Linked DNA regions of Homo sapiens: region 1 is linked to region 2. Evidence: read pairs that join two places in POLR2A ChIA-PET (ENCODE). Cell type or tissue: PC-9. All regions are shown on one strand. Links, peaks and the distances in the headings refer to the core of each region. The heading gives the core; the rest is flanking DNA. Region 1 has its middle 59 kb from the start of MANEA-DT. Region 2 overlaps MANEA (mannosidase endo-alpha).

The links. ChIA-PET counts read pairs that join two places held together with the same protein. Peaks named below come from ENCODE experiments on the same cell type or tissue, not always from the same donor. Only the 100,000 strongest peaks of a DNase experiment are listed, where the experiment ranks them.
Region 1: POLR2A ChIA-PET joins it to region 2 with 19 read pairs; 4 of 35 experiments call an interaction of 5 or more read pairs at or near these places.

Annotation. Positions count from the first base shown.
Region 1 is chr6:95,512,279-95,525,089 of GRCh38, forward strand. No RefSeq gene overlaps it. Among named protein-coding and RNA genes, the nearest start is that of MANEA-DT, 59 kb to the right of the region's middle. RefSeq lists a silencer at 9,632-9,832. In PC-9, for the core only: no CTCF peak of the experiment used is centred there; DNase peaks (open chromatin) are centred at 3,913 and 7,213; H3K4me3 peaks cover 2,145 bases; H3K27ac peaks cover 715 bases.
Region 2 is chr6:95,587,981-95,600,791 of GRCh38, forward strand. MANEA (mannosidase endo-alpha) reads left to right here. Exons shown (of 5, transcript NM_024641.4): 3 at 8,757-8,866. Among named protein-coding and RNA genes, the nearest start is that of MANEA, 17 kb to the left of the region's middle. In PC-9, for the core only: no CTCF peak of the experiment used is centred there; a DNase peak (open chromatin) is centred at 8,241.

The sequences.
Region 1 (12,811 bases), core at 3,011-11,010, 77 kb before region 2:
TGGCATGCATATTCTCACCATAATTTTTAACACCAAATAGTAATAAGGACAGCTTACAAACGCTAATACACCCCCCAAAATAATAATATATAGAAATAATGGGCGAAGTAGAGTGGGAAAAATGTAAAGAAGGATGGACACTCTCAATTGTCTAAATAACTTCTATTTCATCTATCTACCTTTGAATTTCTTTTCTGTTCAAGTTCATTCTCTATCCCATGTGACTGAGGGGAAGGTGACCTTTGCTTCTTACCCCAGAAGGGTAATCTGATATATCCCAAGCTAAGCTCAGAACTCTCCTTTCCTTAACCACTGTGTTCTCGCAGTAGGGTATTTCACCTATTTCTGGCCAATGACATGCAAAGAGGAGTCTATGAAGGCCTCTGGCAATACTTTCCCTTAATTTTTCTCAGAACACAGCTAAATATGGTACCTGGAACGGCTGCATATTCCCCATTACCAGACTTAGGGAGAAGGGCAAAACCAAAATGACTGCAGAAATGTGAACTATGCCTGAACGCTACACTTGCTCTGGACTTCTGTTATGCAATATACCATTTTTCTCACTGTTTCAATCCCATTGAGAAAGGAATCTTGTTTGTTATGTACAATAGATGGCATTTTAACTGATACAAATTAGTAACCCAATAATTCCAAGTAACTTTGTAGATTTCTTTCTTTTTAAAATCATAGTGGCAAGAGTCCCAGGAATATATTCTTGAAAATTAAAACCCTCCAAAGTGTCCCTACTGTTTCTGACTGTTCCCAAATAGGTTTTTCATATGTGGATCCATACATCACTCTTTCAACTATAGCTACTGCACAGTCTCTGCTCTATTCTTGTTCTTTTGCTCTGTCTTCTGATTATCCAACTCCTCTTCCCACTATTCAGAGAAGCCTCAACATTGGTGGTGCTCATCAGAAAAATAAATAATATTCATGCAAAGTTGGCTATCACCAAACATTGACAAATATTTTTAAGATTCTGGCTGCATTGTTGTTTTCTGCACAGAGAGGCAAAACATGCTATCCCTAGTTCTGTACAACACATGTTTTCCTTGTTCCCAATGCAGTTTTGACTTTGCCCAAAATTACTCGACACATTTCTGCCTTTAACTCCTCCTTCATTCAGGGCTCAAAAACAGGCCATGCAGGGAAACAGAATGCATCATATCACTGCTATTATTATCTCATCTCTCTCCGTTTCTTAACAGAAAGGAAAAGTTTCAATGAATTCAAGCAGACATTGTGGAGGGCTGGTTTTTGTGGCAGTGAATGGACTCCAGCCTAACCTGCTTTGTTACAAAGACAAGAAAAATAGACTTCATGGCTGGATGTTTTTCCCATTAAAATAGCTATTTACTTTTTCTTATTTTTTACAAAAACTGCTTGTTCAAGTACTACAGGCAATTTCCAAACGTTTCTTTAATTTAATTAGATTTTTTAAACACTCAAAATAGCAACCCTCCTGGGGATAATTCGAATTTAAGACACATTCTGAGTCAAAACCTGCCCACAAACTTTATGTTTATTGATCTAAAATGGCAATAACAACTGAAATATTATAATTTCACTTAGCCTGCTAAGTTACTTTTTATGACTTGTGTCAATTATCGTCACAGCATAGCAACTAAATATCACCCCATAGCAACTAAGTATCAGAATATTTATGGACTAATCCCAGATGAAAACATATGTTGTCTGGGATGACTAAATGACAGAGACTGCAAACTTACTATTTATATGGATATGCAAATAACATAAATGAGTGGGCCATATAGGGTGGCTTGGGACAAAATAGGAAGCATATACCTGGTCTGGAAGCACGTGTTCCTCTAAAAGGGCTACCAATCCTCAGCTTCATGGCTGAAAGGTAGAAATATATATTATCATACCTTCTGGTTTTTCAAGATAAGCTGGAATTCAAGGTTTCTATGTAAAATCTTTAAGTATTTCAATATTGACTACTTTTTCAAAATGTATCAAAACACTATATAGAAATACAAATTAAAACCACAGTGAGGCAAGGTGTGCTGGTTCACTCCTGTAATCTCAGCACTTTGGGAGGCAGAGGCAAGCGGATCACCTGAGGTCAGAAGTTTGAGACCAGCCTGGCTAAACATGGTAAAAACCTGTCTCTACTAAAAATACAAAAATTAGTTGGGTGTGGTGGCGGGTGCTTGTAATTCCAGCTACTTGGGAAGCTGAGGCAGGAGAATCACTTAAACATGAGAAGTGGAAGTTGCAGTGAGCCGAGATTGCAACATTGCACCCCAGCCTGAGCAACAAGAGCGAAACTCCGTCTCAAAAAAAAAAAAAAAAAAAAAAAAAAAAAAAGAAAAAGAAACAAGGAACCCTCATACATTGCTGGAAAAAAAATGTAAAAGGGTGAAACCACTGTGGAAAACAGTTTGGAGATTCTCCTCCAAATTAAACATAGAATTACCATTGATCTAGCAATTTTGCTTCGAGGTACATACTGAGAAGAATTGAAAGCAGAGGAAGGGACTTGAAAAGATATTTGCAGACCAATATTCAGAACAGAATTACTCACAAAATAGTCACAAGGTGGCAACAACCCAAATATCCATGAACAGATGAATAAACAAAATATGACATGTACATACAATGAAATATTATTCAGCAACATTAAAAAAAGAAGGAAGTTATGATATATACTACAACATATATGAACCTTGAAAGCATTATTCTAAGCAGAATAAGCCAGACACAAAAGAACAAATGTTGCATGATTCCACTTATTTGAGGTACCCAGAGCAGTTAAATTCATAGAGACAAAAAGCAGATAGTGGTTACCAGGAGCTGGGGGGAGGAAGAGATGGAAATTATTATTTGGTGAGTAAATTTTAATTTGGGATGATGAAAAGGTTGTGGAGTTAGATAGTGATGTGGTTACACAACAATATGAATGTACTTAATGTCACTGAATAGTACACTTAAAATTATTATAATGGTAAGCTTATGTCGCTATGCTTATTTTACCATTAAAAACAAACCCTTATGTGGACCTATTAAAGTATATCTGCAGGTCGGAGTTAGTCTAGGGTTTTCAGGTTACGTACTCTGCTTTAGCCGTCAGTCTTCAGGAAAATCACTCAGGCTTCAAGGGTCTTAAGACAGTGGAAAGGCTGACTTCCAGCATGACAATGAAGCACTAAAATTGCTAGAGACGTCAACCTCCTAACTGTTTTATAAATTTCCATGAGAATATCCAAATACTAAGGGAAAAAAAACCTTAAGTAAAGTATTTTATAGAATTAAAGTATTTTACAGAATTTTATCAGTTTTTTCCCAAATCCTCAATAATTAGAAAAGTCAATTAGGTAATTATAACATAACTAGGATCCTTATCGTTGACTTACACCATAAGAATGGACAAGAACGTAAATAAGATGAGTCTGACTTGCTTAACAAAAATTTCTAATTCAAGGAAATAGGAAAAAAGCCAACCTGAAAAATGGAGCCATTATTAACCTTGGACACACAAATATAGAAAGGCTTTCCAAAGAAAAATTAAATCCCTAGTCCTCTATTTTGCCTCTATGCCTTAGAATTCTCAAAGATACTTTAAGCCTATTCTATACTGCCGTTTTCCAAATTAGAACTCCTTGGAAAGGGAATTCTTGTTTCCACTGCAGAACCCAGAAAAGATCTCTGTATATAAAAATGGGAAGCTCTAAATGGCGTCTCACATTTAGAAGGAGAAAAAGTAGTTACTGAATATCTGGTTTGTGTCATCCACGGTATTGGGCATTAACTCACTACCTGTCTTTCATCTTCAAAAGAGTGAAGCAAAACCTGACAGCACCTAGCCAAAATTAAATGAGGGTCCTTTTTTTCCTGTTCTTCAACATTGCATTTGCATAGGTGTCTCTTTGTTAAAGATAAGGAAAGAAAAGACAAAAATAGTGACACATGACATAAGAATGTTACCAATTGCATAAGAATGTTAATGCCTTAAACACTCAAGGAGCAAAGTTTATAATTAAAGTAATGTATAACAGATCAAAGTGTTAATAAAAATTTATTTAAGGCTTCAGAAAATGTAATAGCAATAACTTTTTTAGGAAAAAAATTATTCTATACTGTTTTTACAATTACCATGAGATAAATATAAGGCAAGAATGGATAAAATTTAGCTGTAAAGGTTGTGGAGAAAGAAAAGAAATGGTGCAACATGCATTTAAGTGAGATATTATCCAAGGCAATTTGATTTAAAAAATGACATGTGTGATTTAAACCATATAGTGTTCTGCAATAATTCTGATGTAACTAAAAGATATTGGGACAATTTAGCAAACATCATGAGGAAGTTAAGCCAGACAACCAGGATACTTTTTATACCTACCTATCTCAAAGCTAGTTCTAGTGTGTATAGGAGCGATACTAGACTCTGGAAATATTGATTTCTATGCCTTCTCTCACTCCTGATGTTGGTCAGGTTTTTCAGTTTTGAAGGTTACTATCCTTCTAGTATCCCTGGGATATATTAAGGTCAACAACAGATTCCATAGTGAAGCCAGATCTCTCCAACAGAAAGAATAATTACTTCAATCCTCCACAACCCATCTGTGGACAATTAATTTAACACCTTTGACACCCAGTTTCTTTAATCAGAAGACTGTGTTAGTGAGAACAAATTATCAAAGAAGATAACATGAATTTCACTATTATTCCCTTTCCCACCCTTATTTTTAGGTCAAGGTATTTCTTACAGTTGAAAGTTGCTGTATTGTATGATTCAGTAATCTACCAGAGCAATGGTAACCACATTTCTCCAGACTCACCTGTCTGCTAGAGCAGGCATCCCCAACCCCTGGGCCATGGATCAGTATCTGTCCATGGACTCTAAGGAACTGGGCCACATAGCAGGAGGCTAGTGGCAGACCACTGAGCAAAGCTTATCTGTATTTACAGCCACTCCTGATCATTTACATTATCTCATCTGTATTTACAGCCTCTCCCCATCGCTTGCATTACCACCTGAGCCCCACCTCTCGTCAGATCAGCAGCAGCATTAGATTTTCACAGAAGCATGAACCCTATTGTGAATTGCACATATAAGGGATCTAGGTTGCATGCTCCTTATGAAAATCTAATATTTGATGATCTGTCACTGTCTCCCATCACCTTCAGATGAGACTGTCTAGTTGCAGGAAAATGAGATCAGGGCTTCCATTGATTCCACATTATGGCACAATGTATAATTATTTCATTATATATAAATTATATATACAAATTATCATATATAATAAAAATAAAGTGCAAAATAAATGTAATGCACTTTGAATCACCCCAAAATCATCCCCTCCCATGCCACCTGGGTTTGTGAAAAAATTTTCCTCCATAAAACCAGTCTCCAGTGCCAAAAAGGTTGGGGACTGCTGTGCTAGAGAATCTGTTGTACTCCCACTCACCATGGGAAAGACATGCAGTTACCGAGTCAAATGTTGACAGTGTTTCTCAGAGAGGCAGCCAACACCCAGAGCAATGGCCTCACTCCCTGACATAGCACTAGGAACCTTTTTTAGCTGATGGAAGGAGAAGCCACTATTGGACAGCTTCTACACTTGATTAACTTGATTGGTTAAAGTGTTATTCACACAGTACATTCACGTTTATATTAAAGAGAAAGCATAGCTGCAAATTCAGATTAGAAAAGCGCCCCAACAATCATGAGTAATATACACAGTAACTATGTTCCTAGTGTAAACACTTTTAAAAAATCACTTAAACTGCCTTCATTAATAAAGAAATGATTAATTTTGAAAAATATATATACACAAGGTAACCTAAAATGAAAATGCAAAAAAGAAACCCAAACATAGACTTATGAAAAAGGTGTAAAGCCTCATTTTAAGTTGATTCAATGTAAAATTATTTTCTCTATAAAGTACAGCTAAAATAAGTACACAAATTTTAATATAATAACTAGGAAAGCATAAAAATGTTTCTAAAAAGGAGTGAGGATAAACAAAAATGAAATTTTGAACTACTAGATTGTTTCAAGAGATAATAAATCCTAGTCCACCAGCAAAAGAGAAAAACAAACAAAACCATAAGAAGGCAACATTAGAGAAATTATGATAATTAAGTGACAAAGGCTAAGCCAAGGATAACATTACAAAAGTGAATATAAATGTTTTAAAATGTCTCTATTAAAAAAACAAATACTAAGGGTTTGAATTTTAAAAGAGCACAATACAATGATGTCTCTTTAGAAAGACATATCTAAAAATAAAATAATCTTAAAAATAGACAAAAGCTGGTTAGTTAAATGTAAACTAAAAGGAAAGCTGAGCGGCAAGGGGTGCGTGAGCCAGCAAGATCAGGGTGCGGTCAATGGGCACAGTCAGGCGCACTAGCTGGGCTGGAGGAGAAGCTCCAGGCACCGGCACAGGCGCTGGCTGTGTGGAAGGCTGCGGCTGAACCAGCCATACCAAAAGCAGCTTCTGCTGCTGGCACAGGGAAACATGGCGGTGCCTGAAAGCTTGGAGACGCTAGTAACCGCAGAGCCCCCCAAGAGAGTTACAGCTTGTCACAGCCTAGGCTTAGGGAGCCCCGAGTTCTGGGCCTCCAGTAGGGCCGCAGCTCTTCTCTCCTTGTAGCCCAGTGTGGCGAGAGGCGGGTGGGGAGGTGGGGCATGGTGCAGCCCGTTTGTGTTACAGCTCCTTCAATTCTGCCACCCCTGGGCTGGCCCAGCCCTGCCACTGCTTCCTGTCATGTGGGGCAGCTGCCCAGCCTAGGCAAAGAGCAGGAGACCTATAGTGTTACAGTATCTCTGGCTAGGGGAATCCCAAGGTCTGGACCCCCAGGAGGGTCACCACCCTTTACTCCCGCAGTCCAGGAGTGTGTCACCATCTGCAGCTTGGTGAGCTGGCCAGGAACATGTTACAGCTCCTTTTGCTCTGGCCGTTTGGTGGGTCCTGAGTTCTTTTCCCGCATCCTGGAAGAATGAAGTTACGTGTACAATTGGGCGTGAGCAAGGCAGAGAGGAGCTTTACTGAGTAACAGAACAGCTCTCAGGACACCCTAACGGATCCTTACCATAGGCAGGTCATCCCGAAGAGTGTGTGTACGAATCCAGGGATTTTTATGGACTCAGAATAGAGGAAGTGCATGCTGATTGGTCCATGGGCGGTCATGGGTGGGCCTGGAAAAAGCACCATCCGATTGGCCGAAAGGCATCAGTGAAGTTCTCACTCTGGGTCCTGGACTCCACAAGGAACTGACAGTTCGGCCTGCAGGCTTCAGGCCATCCCTCGCTTGAAGGTGGGGTTTCACTGGGGACCCGCCCCTTCCCGCCCAGGAACCTGTCTGCCTCCTGTTACCATCAACATGCGGTTTATGACGCTCAGGCTGTCTGTGCTGTGGGGCACCTGTAGGTCTGTGCTGAGCTGCCTTCAGCTCCCCTGCCCTTCAGCTCCCCCGCCCTTCAGCTCCCCCACTTCCTTCCCACGCTTGTTGGCACCCAAAATCTGGAGGAAGCGAAGGCAGCAGGAGGCCGGCCTGGGCCTGTCAGTGCCGCCCTGAGCATGCGCACACCTTGCTGGGTTGCTACAGTGCCTGGGCTCTGACACAATTTTGCTCTGCACCAGGTCGGGTGCCAGGGAGCAGGGAGAGGTCGGGGAGCGGAAGCAGACACTTCTGAGCCTGTGGAAGAAGGGGGCTTCCTGGGGCCCCGAGAGTGCGGGGATGCCCAGGTTCAGAGCTGCAGCTGCGCCCAGGAGGGCGGGCTGCTGCCCCAACAACTCGGTAGGGCTTGGAGCTTCTGCTGGAATCACCTATTCCCAGTCCGCACTGGCTCTGTGGAGTGCACAGCACTGGCTATGCCTCCCCCGCTGCAGCTAGCGTCCTCACAGTGGCCACCACTGCCATCAAGGAGCCCAGGGGAATAAAGCACTTAGGGCACATAGCACCTGCTCCTAGAATTAAATGTTCTACAAGCCCAGCTGCTGCAACTGCCTGAAACCAGTTTTATCTAATACCTACTGAAACAATCTGCTGTGACTCTTTTTATTTTTTGGGGGGGGTGGGCGAGGTTGGGAGGGTTGGGGTGGGGACCAAGTTTTGTTCTTGTTGCCCAGGTTGGAGTTCAATTGCGTGATCTCGGCTAACGGCAACCTCTGCCTTCCGGGTTCAAGCGATTCTCCTGCCTCAGCCTCCCAAGTAGCTGGAATTACAGGCGCCCACCACCACGCCTGGTTGGTTTTTGTATTTTTAGCAGAGATGAGGTTTCACTATTTTGGCCAGGCTGGTCTCGAACTCCTGACCTCAGGTGATCCACCCGCCTCCACCTCCCAAAGTTCTGCAATTAGAGGCATGAGCCGCTGCACCCGGCCTGCTGTGACTCTTAAGACTAATTTTACCCACTGTTATCACTCATCAATAGAAGCTTGCCAGCTCGTCAAAACTTAACTGGTGCCATTTAACTTTCTTTCAAGACAATAAGCGACACTTCTTTTTTCTATAATCCCTCTAACCTCTTTGTTCTTCAGACATGCCGAAGACTACTCAATCTATGTGTATTCCCCAAATTACAATTCTTGCTTCCCAGACAAAACATTTTAAATTTAAAAATTTGTCTCTATATTTTATTTGACTTAAACATACTTGGTGTCAGAAGTATAGTTTCAAAGCTGAATCACCTCAGGGAGAATCACTGTGAAGAACTATGAAATGAGGTACCTGTACTTGGCCCCTTGATCCCCTCCTGTTTGCCTGGGTTGCCTTTTTCCCCCTGGTGAATCTCTCTTGGACCAAACTCCCCCAACTGTGTTGTTGTTGTTGTTGTTGTTGTTGTTGTTTTGAGTTCGTTTTATTTGGGATTTGGTTGGGGAGGTGGCTTACCTTCCATGTTTGAGAGAGGTATTTTCCTCTTTGGTTGAGAGATCTCCTGTTGGGGAGGACTCTTTTCCTCATGGCATATCTCAGCTGCAGGTCTGCATGAAGGGATTTTTCCTTTTGGGTGGTGGCATCAGTGAAGGGATTTTTTTTCCTTTAGTTGGAGAAGGTGGCTTATCATCCTTCTTAGTAATGTACTTTGTTTTCCATTCGTGTTTGTGTTTATTTGATTTTTGCATATTCAGCACTTGCATTTAATTGGCTTTTGTTTATTTGACATTAAACCAAATCACCTAGATAAATTTAGTTAGAATTGGGCTCCCAAAGTACAAAGACATAACAAAATATTTTCTGGGACTCCAGTCGGTAACATGTTCATTCAAACAGTCTGTTGTCCTTAAAACTATACTAAAAGGCCATGGCTAAAAGCTCATACACTCCAAAAAAGACTGACAGCTCAATTGATAATACTGATACTTACAAAAAAGGAAAAACAAACAAGATTCAGGACTCGAAGTTTGCCTTGCTACTAAATACTATCTCAAAGCTAGGTGAGATAGTATGTGCTTCCTATCTGGAATTTCCCCCTCCTCTTTCTACAGTTCCTCCTCTTTATCCTTCTTAAGCTAAACTCTCTGTTTCCAAAATTCTTAAGCTATTTTGGCATACTGACTATTTAAGTAAAAACAATTGAAAACCAGCAGATATAAAAAAAATGACATTCATGCTGTTTCCTAAAAGCAAAAGAAAATATTTCCATGCAAAAGATACTCTCCCTATACTAAAAGAAATGGCAACATTCTTATCTTCAAGGACTAAAACATGAGACCAAGAAAATACCATACAGACCTTGTTAGAATACCTCTTATCTTTTTGTCATGTAGTCACATTTTCACAGTTAACTATTCTTTGTCCAATCCATTGTATTGGTAACCAATTCAAACTGCTATACCCCAAATTTGGTTCACAGCCTTTATATGATTATCTGTTTTTAAAAATCTTCAAGTTTAGCCTTATTTCATTTTGTCAGAAAAATAGTTTGGATCTAACTGTCTTTTATAAACCAATGAGTTTGTATGTTTTACTATCTCATGACTACAATTCTAAAGTAAAAGCTGTAACATCTTTATTTATGGGTATGTATATATGTTTATTATATTTATCCACATGTACATGTATTATGTTGTATGTTGTGACTACATAATAAATCTGGCATAGTCAGCCAGAAATCTTTTAAGGAATACATTTAAATAAATGAGTACTCATGTCAAATGTATAGTAATTAATTCAAATTTCTTTTTAGTTTACTTAAGTACGTCTTTGATAAATTAACTGGTTTAAAAATTGTTGATAAAATTAGAAATGTTTTCACATTTCACAAAGTTAGAAATGTTTTCAATAATGAATGTACATTTTTGCCTGGCTTAATTTACTGATTAAACAGTTTTGTATTTGCCTCTGCTAGATGTTTTAAGGTCATGAAGCTGTATAACCAGACTAAAAGAAAATGATCTTTGTTTATGCAATTCTTTGATAAAAACAATTAATTTAATATTGTTGATTTAATAAAAATAGCTGTATCTTCTGAGTTACTAACAACATACCTATCCATTTAACTTTAAAATTCTTACTTAGGAAAACACTTGATATTCCTCTTTGGTGAGAGATCTCCTGTTGGGGAGGACTCTTTTTCCTCAGCTGCAGGTCTGCATGAAGGGATTTTTCCCTTTGGGTCGGGGCTTCAGTGAAGCGATTTTTTTTCCTTTGTTGGAGAAGGTGACTTATCATTCTTCTTAGTATGTACTTTGTTTTCCATCCATGTTTGGGTTTATTTGATTTTTGCATATTCAGCACTTGCATTAATTGGCTTCTGTTTATAGGTTATAAAATTTATTTATAGAAGGGCAACTTAAAATAATGATTACTTCTGTGTAAATACTCAATTTTCATAGGTAATCTAGGTGTAATTGTTAAAAAGCTAAATAAAATGGGTAATTGTAAATGGAATAAATGTTTATAAATGAAGCTTTTATGTAATTTAAAATCTTAAAATTATGTTAAATTAACAAATAGATATTAATTAAATTTCTTAGTCATGTCCAAACAAGATAAAAATATATTTAGCTCTACTAATAGAAATATACATTTAAGGAAAAATAATTTTGTATGATAAATAATCTTATATAGTGAATTTTTGTACTAAGATAAAATTAATAATAAATTTTTTTTAAATGAATGACTTAGAGGTTAAGAAAATATAAACAGTCTAAACAAGTCAAAGAGGATTTGTAAAGGATGGGCCTTATAAAGGAAGTTTTATGTGTGCTTCGATAAGCTGAGACTAAAAAGAAATTATTTATGTGTTTTTCTAAAAATTAAACATTGGTGGCAAGGAAGCACTGTTATAGTACCAGGGCCTGTTCGTATATACTGCAAACAAAGTTTTCTTGAAGTATTGACCTGCTCTTAATAAATTTGCCAACAGGTTTTGATTTTTTATTTTAAAATCTGTTTCTTTAATGCCATCTTCTAAACTGCAGACAGTTTCTATTTCTGCCACATTTCTTGCTGAGATGTATTTAATTTTTCTAGTTTCAAATTTAAAATGCTGCCCTTTTCTTTTACAATAATAATTTCATTTCTTGAGATAAAGTTTTCCTTTTGCAATTTCTCAGATTTATAGCTCAGAAGTTCAAATTTTGCTGTATCTCAGTGCACGTGATTTGCAGTTTTACATAATCATGGCTATACACAACAGAATGGCATTCTATTCTTTCTCCTCTTAAAAAGCTATATCTTTTTCCTTTGGCTGAGGGGATAACTCTCTCAACCTTTTTTTTTTTTTTTTTTTTTTTTTTGTCAACTCTTGTAACTTATTTCTCCACTTCTAACTCTTGTGTTAGTGGCCTGATGCTAAAATGTTTATTTTAAAGACCTAGAAAAGCAATGCTTTCCTCCAATATAATTAGATTCTATACACTTGGCTTTTCTTTATGTTTCTAAATTGTTCCATGTAACCAGAAAACTTCCCATGCTGTTATTAAGAGCTCAAGATACTAGTTTTCTTGTTTACATTCCTCTATAATATAGTGTACTCTCATAACCTTAGACACATTCTTTCTGTGTCTAGTATAATTCAAGGAACTTTTTCATCAAGTTTGACTTCCAGGTTACCTAAATGAGCTTCCTGTAAGGGGAAACAATGACTGCATAGGTTTTTCTTTCCTTTCTAGTAACTAACTTAAAGAAAGATAATAAATTTTATCAAGGTAATTGCTACATTGTCTTTCTTGGGTTTTGGGTTACTTAGGAAAACTTAGCTTTTGAAGGATTAAGGTTTGTAATCCATGTAAATTTCTACTTTGCTTTTGAAGTCTTCTGATTATTATTCTAGTTAAATGAATATTATATAATACTACAATGAGAGGTGAAGCCAGCTGGGCTTCTGGGTAGGGTGGGGATTTGGAGAACTTTTCTGTCTAGCTAAAGGATTGTAAACGCACCAATCAATGCTCTGTGTCTAGCTAAAGGTTTGCAAACACACCAATCAGCACTCTGTCAAAACAAACCAATCAGCACTCCGTAAAACAGACCATTCAGCACTCTGTAAAATGGGCCAGTCAGCTCTCTGTAAATTGGACCAATCAGCAGGATGTGGGTGGGGCCAAATAAGGGAATAAAAGCTGGCCACCCCAGCCAGCAAAAGCAAGTCGCTCAGGTCCGCTTCATCAGGCTGGAGGTTTTGTTCTTTTGCTCTTCCCAATAAATCTTGTTGCTGCTAACTCTGGGTCTGCACCACCTTTAAGAGCTGTAATACTCCCTGCAAAAGTGGACTTTCACTCCTGAAGTCAGCGAGACCACCAACCCACAGGAAGGAAGAATCTCCGGACACGTCTGAACATTGGAAGGAACAAACTCTGGACACACCATCTTTAAGAACTGTAAC
Region 2 (12,811 bases), core at 3,906-11,905:
CCCCTTTAACTTAACTGATTCTTATTGTTGTTCCCACCGCTTCTCACCTTTCTCTTCTCCTTCCTTCTGGCACTCCAATTACATATATTTAGATAGAGTCATATTGTCCCACAGGTGAATTACAGAAAAAATATAACTTGGTGCCTGAAAATTCTTCAGTTTGTTAATATAGTCTTTGTAAAACCTTCCAGTTTCAGTTTCATTTATCTTTTTAGTGCCCCTACCAGTAGAGCTAGAACAAGAAATTGGGTATTCTTACATTTTTCCAGCTCTACATAAAGGTATGGATTCACCATGGAGCTGATATGTATTTAGAGAAACACAAGAGTCTTTGATGAACAAAACAATGTAGAATTCTATGAATCTATATCAGATATGTGCAAGATGAGTTGTTTTCCTTGTATGGACTAACTTTTTTCAAGTATTTATAAAATTTAACTTTATAGTATAGTTAGAGATTTAGTTTCTATGTTCTGTATGTATTATGACATAAAATAGCTTGGGTCAGTTAAGACAGCATTGACTTCTGTGTGGTCAATATGTATGTGTGTGTGTCTGTCTCTACTAATTTGCTTTTGGGAGGAGAATCTTTTCAAATGATATTTTTTCTATTGTTTACAAAAAATTTGTGTCACATTTAAGTCTTTATTCAAGACTGTCTTGATATGGCTAAAAAAACTATGCTAGATTGACAGAGGAAATGGTTGTTCTTTAAAGTTTTAATTTTCATTTGCAATTTGAATAGTATACAATGAGGGTTTTTTCCCCTCCATTATAAATATAACTAATATTAATACATATTTGTAATACATAAACATATATAAATAATATATGTGGTAAATATAAATTTTAAATAGAAATATATGTGTTACACTATTTTTGGTATAGTTTGTGATCAGGAAGAAAAGTTTCAGTAAACATTTTTATGCCTATTCATATTTATAAAGACCTTTTTCCCTGTATAATATTTTAGTATTGTATCATGTATATGAACATTAATTATTTCTAAACATTGACAGTAATACAGTCATTTCAATTTTAAATGTTGACAGCTTCACTACGGATGCAAATATTTTACTTTTTGATGGATTTTCTCCTAGACAAAATTAAAAAATAAACTTGATAATAAAAGTGACATAATCAATTTATAAATAAAGAAATAATTTCTTAATGAGTTAAATATTGAATTATACTCATTGTTACCAGGCAGAAAATAATTTGACTGTTGGAATACTGACTCAAAACCCTAATTTAATCCATGGAGCTGGCATGCTGACTCAGGCATTCTTTGGATTGAAGAAGATAGTAAATGAAGGCTGTTTAAATTGTTGTATGGTTGACTGTGCTTTGACTACATATTTAACATTCATATTTTTCCTTTGATATAAATGGCCTTCTTTTTATCTTAAGTTGAATTGCTGTGTGAAGTAATTATGCTGTTATATCGCAGAGTACAAGTTGGTTGATTTTCTGCTTTTACAATTAAGTGTGGTTGGCATAAATCCTAATGGCTCAACCCTTCATTGAAAAGAATGATAAAATTAAAATGAACTATTAATGTTATGTTTAAAATCCAATTATTATATATAATGTATCAGATATATTACAATGGCATATGGTAGATTTGTATCCTTTTCAAGTCTTTTAAGTAAAATATTACGTATCATGTATTCTATCCTCTTGTATTGCTGTATTACAACTCTAAAAGTAACAGATGAATGCCTTCTTTTTTTTATACAGTTTACTAAAACTTTAGTAGACTGGTCAGAAAATAGCCCCCATTTTCTGATGTGGACATCGTAATTCCCACAATCTGTGAATATATTATTTTATTTGGCAAAAGGGGAATTAGGGTTGCAGGTGCAAAAGATTGCTAATCATCTGAACTTGAGATGGCATTATCCTTCATTATTTGGGTACAGCTAATCTAGTCACATAAGTCCTTATAAATAGAAGAAGAGGGAAAAGAGAGTCAGAGGGATGCACGAGAGACTCGACCCCCTGTTGCTATCTTTGAAGATGGAACAAGAAGTTCATGAGCCAAAGAATGTGGTAGCCTCTACAAGCTTGAATGGCAAGGAAAGGGATTCTTTCCTAGAGCCTCCAGAAAGGAATGTCATCCAGTCCAATACCTGGCCTTGATCTTAGCATATTAAGACCCATGTCAACACTCCTGACATGCAAAACTGTAAGGTAATAAATTTACGTTGTTTTAAGCAACTAAATTTGTGATAGTTTGTTATGGCAAAATAGAGAACTGCTACATTTAGCAAAACATAATGTACTCTATGACTTTAAAATTATCTTCCCATTGTTTCAGTTTAGCACTAAATATTTATTGATTTTCCATGACGTTCCAAGCTTGTGCTAGATTCTAGGGACATAAAAATGAGCAAGTCACATTTCCCAGTTCCTTTGTTTTCATCATTGTTGCTTTAAAAACACTGGATGGATTTCAACATTAGAATATTTCCTGAAAGTATGACATATTTGTTTTAGTAAGGTTACAATTCTTACTTCTGCATCTCCTGCCTTTAAAAATTTATACATAAAAGTAGAAGTCACAATGAGATGAATTAGACACATAAAGTTTAAATGTACCTAATAACATCTAATATGATGTCATAAAATTTCCTTTTATAATAACTATTTGCATTAAGTTTAAAGGTTATATTTATAACTGTAGAGTGGTGATATTCCATAAAGCTTTCATATTGCTATAGATGCCCAACCTTTGGCTACAAAAAAAATTTGAAAGTATTCATTGCAAGGAGACAGTCTACTTGCAAATAATATATACTTAATGTGTAATGTAAGGTCTTCACCACTGATATTCCCTATGTTTCCCTCCCATAGTTTGCTATTGTCGTAATTCTGTCACATAAGAAATGGTATTTTACTATCATTGCTGTAGGCCAGAGGTTGGCAAGCATTTTCTGTAAAGGACTGCCTAATATATATTTTTGATTTTGTGAGTCCCTCACTCTCTCTCTTTGCAACCACTCAGCTCTATCCTTATAGTGTGAAAATGGTTATAAGCAATAGATAGACAAATATATAGATGAATTGGCCTGTAAAAGGCAAGATTTGGCCGATGGGTCATAGTTTGCTGATCACTCTTTTCAATAATCAGTTGTTTTTCACAGTGATTAAAAGTAAGAATGTTTTTTACATTTATTCCATTTCTACTGTTCCCCATCCATATTTTAATGTAGATCCAAGTGTATGTCTAATATCATATTCTTTCTCTCTTAAAAATTTCTTTTATCTTGTTTTACTGGTCTCCTTGCAATGAATATTTTCAAATTTTGTTTGTAGCCTTTATTTTGAAAGATGTTTCATCACCTATGGAATTCTCAATGGGCAGGTTTTAGGGGATTGTTTTCTTTTGGAATTTTGAAAATGTATTCCATTTCTTTTTTTCTTCTTTTTCTTCAGTCTTTCATGGTTTCTGATGAGTAGTCTGCCGTAATTTAAAAAAATCTTTTTATATCCTCATTTTCTTGGATGGATATGTTTTGTTGTTGCTGTTGTTGTTTTCTGGCTGCATTTAATTTTTTTCTTTTTTTCTTTTTTCTATTTTGTTTTTTAGCAGTCTAAACATGGTATGGTTACTTGTTACTCCTGTTATTTTTTGTTATTTATCCTTCTTGGTGTTCTCTGAATTTTTAATCTGTTGCTTTGTGTCTTTTATTAATTTTGCTAAATTCTTAGTGATTATTGTTATTGTTTTATGAGATGGAGTCCCACCCTGTCGCCCAGGCTGGAGTGCAGTGGCCTGATCTCAGCTCACTGTCACTGCAACCTCTGCCTCCTGGGTTCAAGCAATTCTCCTGCCTCACCCTCCCAAGTAGCTGGGACTACAGATGTGCTCCACCACGCGTAGCTAATTTTTGTACTTTTAGTAGAGACAAGGTTTCACCATGTTGTCCAGTATGGTCTCGATCTCCTGAGCTCGTTATCCACCTGCCTGGGCCTCCCAAAGTGCTAGGATTACAGGCGTCAGCCACCGTGTCCAGCCTGATTATTTTTTCAAATAAACCTCCTACTTCTGGGTTTCCAATTACATGTGTACTAGAACTTTGATATTTATCTCGCAACTGTTAAATGCATTGTTCTATTGTTTTCCCCAGTCTTTTTTCTCATTATGGTAATTTGGATAAGGTAATTTCTTTTGACTTGCCTTGAAGTTTCCTGATTATCTCCTCAGCTCTGTTAATGAGCCTATTAAAGGCATTAATTCATCTTTTTAAGTAGTCTTTCATTCCTGGCATTTCTGTTTTATTTGTTCTTATAGTTCCCATATCTCTGCTGAAATTTGCCAGATCTTGTGTGTTAGCTACTTTGTCCATTAGATCCTTTAAGATATTCATTACAGTAATTTTATATTCTCTCTCTGATGATTCCAACGTATCTCATTTGTGAGTCTGTTTCTATTGATTGCTTTGTTTCTTGTCAGTGAATTGTTTTTCTTGCTTTTTTTTCTGTACCTTGTAAAATTTTGTTAAAAGTATGTCACCCTGGGTAAGATAGTGAAAATTGTGTTACGTCTAGAAATGAGCTTGCCTTTTTTTCTCTTAAAGCTTTAGTTTGAAAGAATGTTTGAGATGTTCAAAAGAAGCTCTAAATTTCCTATGAACACATAACAAGTTTTCTGGGGCTCAAGGTATCCAAATTTATCCATCATTATACTGTCTTCTTGTTATTAAGTGTTATTTATAATCACTTTTTAGGTGTTTTACTCTGCATGATGCATTCTCTCATTTGTGCTTTTTAAAACAGGCCTTATCCTACATTTTACAGATGTGGAAACTTAAGTAAAATAACTTACCTAAAGATACTCATCTATCAAATAACAGAATAAGAACTCGATTCTCTAGGCCTATCTGATTTTTATACCCTATATTCTTAACTGTTATCCTATTTGAATGCATCACTTTACTAACAACAAAAAAAATTGACTATCAATTATATTGAAGGTCCTGTAATAAGTGGCATGGAGGGGTGACATGAGCAACATGACATGAGTTTTTGCATTTAGTTTGCTAATATTTCAAGAATGGACTTCAAAGAGCATCCTAGAGTTTGCTAAGCAATTAGGATGACAGAAATACAGAGTAATAGATTTTACTTATAAGTGATACTCAGTTGGCTTATTTTATAGACACTTCTCTGGTTACTATCAAGGATTCACTGCCATTGTAAATTCCCAACACTCCTCAGAAGTACGACAATCACTGGCGTGGTTCCCAGGCTAGTATTTATTCAGTGCCACAGTCCAGAAGACACTGTATAATGATTAATTGGGCTGTGGATCACAGTATAGGGATAGAATTAGATATCTGGAAGTCATAATTGATGCAATAAAGAAGCTGAAATATAACAACATTGTAAGGGAGAAGAAAGAACATTCCTCCAAAGCCATAGAGTATACTTGCAAAGAGGATAAAAGAGGAAGAGAAATTACTAGACCAAGAATGGGATGGTTAATTTATTAGGAGAATCAGAATAATATGGCAGCGCTATCCAGTAGAATTTTCTGTGATGATGAAAATATTCTCTATCTGTGCTGCCTAAAACAGTAGATACATAGTCATATGTGGCTATTGAACACTTGAAACGTAGCTAGTTGAGTGTGCAAGAAAACTTAATTCTTTTAAATTTTAATTTATATGGTAGATATGGGTATTATTTTGGAGAGCATAGGACTAGAATGTAATCAAGCTTGAGGAAGAGAGTAAAGAAATGGTGGAATGGAGATGATAGTATAAAGATGGAAAAGACTGGCTGGGTGTGGTGGCTCACGCCTGTAATCCCAGCACTTTGGGAGGCCGAGGTGGGAGGATCAGGAGATCAGGAGATCAAGACCATCCTGGCCAACATGGTGAAACCCCATCTCTACTAAAAATACAAAAATTAGCCAGGTGTGGTGGTGGGTGCCTGTAATCCCAGAGGAGGGATTCTATCTGTAATCGATAGAATGAGGCAGGAGAATCACTTGAACCTGGGAGGCGGAGGTTGCAGTGAGCTGAGATTGTGCCACTGCACTCCAGCCTGGCAACAGAGCAAGATTCCGTCTCAAAAAAAAAAAGCAAAAGCTCATGTGTGTGTACATGTGTATGTGCGTGCTAGGAGAGGGGTATGGTTGAAGAGGGAGGGAAAAATGTGAGGGAAAAAACAGAGAATGTTGTAGTTAAAGGAACGAATATTTCTTGAATACTGTAGTCTAGTAAGTGGAATTTTATGTGTGTACTTAAAATATATCCTGAAAGGTAAGAATAATCTGTGTTTTGATGGTGAGGCCACAGAAGCAAGAAGTTAACTTGCCCTTAGTTCATGTAGCTGATAAGTGGTGAGATATTTGAATACATGTTCAAAGCGCATGCATATTCTACTATACTGCCCTGCCTCTCACAAAAAGAAATAGAAGAGTGGTAGATGAATTAGGAAAAGGGCAAAAGTAATGATTTTCTGCATTTTTAAAGGTAAGTGCTTTTTATCTTTTTTAAACTATGAAGGTAATTTTTAGAAGTGTGTGTAATGGCGATACCTGAAGTTGTTGCATGTTGCTGTTGTCTTGTTTCTGCCAATTCTTGTGCATGGTGTTTTATTCTTTGTGTTCTTAATTATCTTTGATTGTATACTATTTATTGTTCTTTATGAAATACTTTTTGTAAATAATTTGAGGCCCAGGAAGAAGATGCCTTCCTCCAGAAAGGATTTTCTTTTGCTTCTGCCTGGTGACTGTTTAGAATACCATTTCTGGTTACCTTAAATTAGGTCTAAAGCTAGAGGATTGTACAAGCATTGTGAACCTGCAGTTTAATTCACTGCTTTTGAGAGTTGGTTTACTTGTACCAATTTTGCTTGGGGCAAACAGACCTCCTTGCTCACTTATCTTTCTGGTTTCACATTTTCCCTTCAATTTGGCCAGGACATTTCTTACTCTCTTCAGCTCTTTAAGACATTTTCTCCCCGTGTTTTATATAATAATAATGGTTATTTTCATGGAGAGTGCTTGGTTTACTATTAGACCAACTGTTATTTTAGACTAGTCTGCTATTATTAGAAACAGGAATCTTGTTTTGTTTTTACTTTTATGGAAGAATGTTTTGCTTATAATTTTCATGTGATTCATAGCATAATCTTTCTGTTGTTTAATATTTTTTCTTATTTTGTTCCTTTCATTTTCTGCATAAAATAATTTTTTCGTAGGTCCCATGTTGAGAAAACTTTTTGTTGTCATTCTTATTTTCATTGGTGATATTCTTCTTATAAGCTGGGCTAGTAATCTTACAAGATTGTAAGTGATCGCTTATAAAATGTTGGATTGTCTCCAGACACTTTTCTCACCAGCATTTCTCTCTAGGATATGCCTTCCTCTGGCTAGCCAGTTTCCCTAAAGCCTCATATGTTATAGGTTATTTTTTCTATGTTTCGTTCTAGTTGCCATTCTTATTTTCAGAGTGGATAGGGGACATAAGGATTATTTTTCCATTAACTTTGATTTTGTTGTCCTAGATGGGACTTACTTATTTGTACATGGCGGCTAGCACAAAACTTAGGTCTTAAAATTTAGTTCTCCAGCAGTTTCTTACCTTCAATTTCTTAATTTCCATATGCTTCTCTTTTGGTACCATTATTATTTATTTCTCTGCCTTAAAGAGTCTGTTTATTTATCTAGAAATTTGTGCAATCTTTCTAATGACTGTCCATTTCTTTGTATACGTAATGAGGCTTTGAATTAATTCATCTTAAATATTCCGTCTCCAGTTAGTGATTTTCATGTAATTTATGCTTCTAACACATAATTTATCAGTTCAAAAATAAGTAGGCAGGCACTACAGAGAGGAACAGTAATTATTTTACTATGTTAGAATCTTCTGTTAAAAGGTATTGATCTACACAAAAACAGCATATAAATGTTTATAGCAGTTTTACTCATAATGGGCAAAAATTGGAAGCAACCAAGATGTCCTTCATTAGGTGAATGTATAAAATAAATACAATGGCATATTATGCAGCAGTAAAAAGAAATGAGCTATCAAGTTATGAAAAGGTATGAAGGAACCTAAAAATTCAAGTTGCTAAATGAATGAAGCCAGTTCTAAAAAGCTACATACTTTGTAATTCCAACTATATGACCTTCTGGAAAAGGCAAAATTATAGGCAGCAAAAAGCTTAGTTATTGGCAGGGGTGAGGGGGAGAGGGAACGGGGATGAATCAGTATAGCACAGGAGGTTTATAGAGCTGGTAAAACTAGTTTTTCAGCTACTCTAATGGAGAGCATATGGTATAATAGATTTGTCAAAACCTGTCGAACTGTACAACACAAAGTGTCAACCCTGATGTAAACTATGGACTTTAGTGAATAAAAATCTTTCAATATTGGGTCATCAATTGTAGCAAATGAAAGATGTTAATTATAGGAGAAACCGTGTGGAGGGTTGGGGCAGGTAGGAGGAAGAGTATATGAGAACTCCATATTTTCTTTGCTATTTTTATGTAAACCTAAAACTTACTCTAAAATGTAAAGTCTGTTCACTTTTACAAAAGCTTATTAATGCCTGATAAAGAGGTCATAAATATTGACAAAGTGATCAAATAGCCATATGTATTCTGAAGGAACTTAACAAAACCACCTCGTATAAATATGTTCTTCTATTGTTAACTCTTTGGTACTTACTGTGCCTTTTTAAGAATATCTGCATTCATGTTCTTGTCTTTTCCCTTTCTTTTTGGTCTTTTCTATTAGGTGTACTAGCCCTCTCTTGGTACCCACCTGATGTAAATGATGAAAATGGAGAACCTACTGATAACTTGGTACCCACTATTTTGGATAAAGCTCATAAATATAACCTAAAGGTATTTTATTTTATTTTCAAGCTATACATAAGTTAATTCTTTTGGACAAGAGGAGAGTAATAACAATTTTTGAAATAGTAATTTTAATTAAAAATGATAATGACTTAGAATCTTTTAAATACTATATTTCATAAAGAAAATTTCTATAATAGGAATTTCAATCTTATCTAAATTATATTTTAGAGATTCTTTACTATGTTTCTAATGTTTTATTTTTTTATAGTAGAAAGGGATTGAAAGGTTCTTTTGTGAAGATAATATAGTAGTGAAGATTTATATGTCTAAATATCTTAGATGTCAAAAATCTAAAAACAAGTATTAACCATGTAACTTTGCATATTTATAAAGTAGTTAAAAAATAAACTTGCTCAAATATTTTTCAAAATCCAATTTTCATTTAAACCTTATTTAATGTGCATACACATACACACCTGAGTAAATATAGAATACAGCAGAAAGATCAAGTATATTTGATGCAGAAATTAATGTGTGTTGCAAATGAGGGAACACTTCTGACAGTCTTAAGATTTTATTTCTTTTAGAAATTAATGAATCATGGAAACAAATAGGAGTGATGATTAAAAGTATTTAAATAGCACTACAAAAGAAAATTTTATACTGAATAGCAAGTAAATAAGCACTGTTTTTAATATCCAAAGATACATTTTAAAAATTGGTCATGTATTAGGTAGCAACATTAATTCTAATAAATTCATAAAAATTATAACCATAGAGTCTGCATTCTCTGACCACATTCAGTACCATGGAATGTTAATAATTAAGTCCAAACCATTTAGAAAGTATAAAATTATTAAAATTTTAATAACATAATTGAGAATAACTCTGAAATTTAAGTGATATAAATAGCACTGAGATTATTGCATTATCAATACCAATGGGACCTAAATAATAAGACATAGTAGAAGAAAGAACTATGATAGATGAAGTGTGAAATTAATTAAATAGTATACAAGTCCTTCAAAATCAGTAGTCTGGATAAATTAATCTTTACTATTGTCCACTTTTGGGGAAAAAACAATAGGCAAGCCATTGGTGAGATTAAAAAAGAAAAGAAATTGAGAAAACATATCAGCAAAAATTGAAAAGAAATATACCTATAGTTTCAGAAGAGAGTTTAAGATTTTATATCAGTCTATTTAAAATTTATATGGTAGTTTTATAGGAAAATACTAAAATTAATTTTTTTTGGTGCAGAAAGAGGTTTAAAGAATCTGAATTGACTATCCTAGAAAAAAACGTATAAAAGATAATTGAACAAATGTCTTCCCCAAAGTGTCAGGTTTACCTCTCAGTTGTATTCAGAATAGTTGATTTTTATGATAACTGAAATACAGTGTCAAGTATACTCACTATCTATTGCTGCATAACAAATTATTCCAAAACTTGGTAGCTTAAAACAATAAACATTTGTTACCTCACACAATTTCTAAGGGTCAAGCATCTGGAAGTGGCTTATTTGGGAGTGTCTGGTTCAGGGTCTCTGAAGGAGGTTACAGGCAAGCTATTGGCTGGTGCTGTAGTCATCTGAGGCTAGAGGATCCACTAACAGACTTTCTCATGTGGTGGATGACAGACCTCAGTTCTTTGCAGCAGGTGAACTGGAGACTCTGTACTTCTATATATGGGCCTCCAGCTTCACTAGAGTGAAAGATCTGAGAGAGAGTCTAATATAGGGGCTACAGGGTTGTTTTTGTTTGTTTTGTTTTTTGACATAAATCTTGGCAATGACGTGTTAATACTTCTGTCCCATTCTGTTGTTTTATCTACGGATAAAACAACCATGGCACAATGTGGGAGGGAACTGCAAAGTTATGAATACCAGGAGATGGGTATCGGGGGGCCATCTTGAAGAATGGCAACCACAGAAAACTTCCAAATTTATTCCACAATAGCACAATTTTTATTTAAAACTAAGAAAGGATAGAACAAGAAAGAGACAGACTAATCTTACCAATGAAAATAGATTCAAAATTCCTAGAGGGAATTTTGAGAAGAAGTGTTTATTAGCAAGGATTTAAGAATGGTTCCAATCATATGAAATCTGAATCTAAATTCAGGTCTGCATTCAATCCTGGCTCAACCACCTTGTAGCTTTATAAATGACTTGTGTCTCAGCTTCTTCATCTCTAAAATAGAAATAGCAACAAAACCTTCCTTACACACAGAATGGTTATAAAGATTATATTAGATAATATATGTAAAACATAGATTGCTGTCTGGCACAGAGTAAGCACTAAGTAAATAAAACTTCATTGATTATTTAAAGAAGGTAAAACATGGTTATCTTAAGAGATACTGAAAATTTTAGGAAATAAAAATTCATTGTTAATGAAGTCCTTAGTAACCAAAGTTCTTTAGCTTGATAAAGGGTGTCTCTTAGTATCTTATTTCAAACACTATATCTGATGGATATACTACACCTGTAGTCCCAGCTACTACTCAGGAGGCTGAGGCATGAGAATTGCTTGAACCTGGGAGGCAGAGATTGCAGTGAGCTGAGATTGGTGCCACTGCACTCCAGCCTGGGCGACAGAGTGAGAGTCTATCTCAAAAAAAAAAAAAAAAGTGATGTAGGTTCTTTTAACTAGAGACCACTCTGAGATTGCAACCACTCTTAAAATTTGCTGAAGCTTTTTATTTGCTCTGTAACTTCTTGCAGTTATATTCTAATGGAGGACAATCTGGTTTGTCCAATACTGGTAATTGAGCCCTGTAAGATATGTTATGGACCACTGTTGAAATATTTCGTTTCAAATAAAAATGTGAAACATTAGTTTTGTCTTAATTTTCCTTTTGCAGCCTAGAGATTGAGTAGTTATTGGAGAATAGAAATGGAACTGTAGGGAGTGAGAAAGAGCTAAATAGGCAAGCATTTTTTTATTTCTGTCCATAAAGCTGCCTCTTCTTTCTGATTTACTATCCTGAAACTGTTAAGACAGCATCTCTCAAATTAGCTGTCTAGCAAGAGCTGTCACCTGCCATGTCCCTTGGTGCCTTTCAGTGAGTTCTTATTGGCATTTGAAATCTGCAAATAGGCAAGCCTCCAGGTTCTGGTGCCCAGGCTGAGGTTGGGTAAGTGATTGATTTATCTTCCACAAAACAAGCCCAAGAGCTGCTTTTCTGTCCAGGCCCTGCCAAAATCCTGGAAGATGGAAGCTCAAGAAACTGGCTATTTTAGTACTTTCAGGAAGTTTTGAAAGAGAAAATGAAAATGTTATGATATATGAGGATTGGTTGGCTTTTTCTCCTGTTTAAAGTGTCTGTGTAGAGAAGGAGAGTGTGGCAAAGAGCTCGACCACTAATTGCCTATTTAATGTTGCCAGCATACTTGATCTCTCTGTGCTAGGGATTTTATATCTAATGATCAGAAAAACTTGGAACACGATAGACTAATGTTTTCCAAAATTTTTAGAACAGTTTCTTGGCCTCGTGTATGGTGAGGAACTATGTATAGACAAAGAATAGACCTGGAATCATGAGACTGGAGCTTGTTCTAACTGAGTAGCTCTGGAATCTTATATTAGTTCCTTGATCTTCTTGGCTTATCCCCTTCATTTGTACAATGACAATGAAACCATAAGATAGTTTTATTGGATTTGTCTATGATTTCTGTTGTTGTGGAACAGACATTTTTCCTAACTCAATAAAATGCAGTAAATCCTGTTTTTTTAAAGAATGGAAAACTTTCCCTTTTCTTGCTAATATAAGGAAATTTTAATATGTTTAATGAATGACAGTACCTTACTAGAATTATTCAGTGTGCTAAGGCAATCTGATAGGAAAAGATTAATGATGTTGTAGATTGTGTGCTGACAAATTGGAGCCTCCAATGCACATAACTGACCACATCTAAAACTTTTAAGTGTAAAATGCGTTCATTAGTAACATCTCTTTTTTCTTGCTAGTCTTCAAAGCATGGAAATA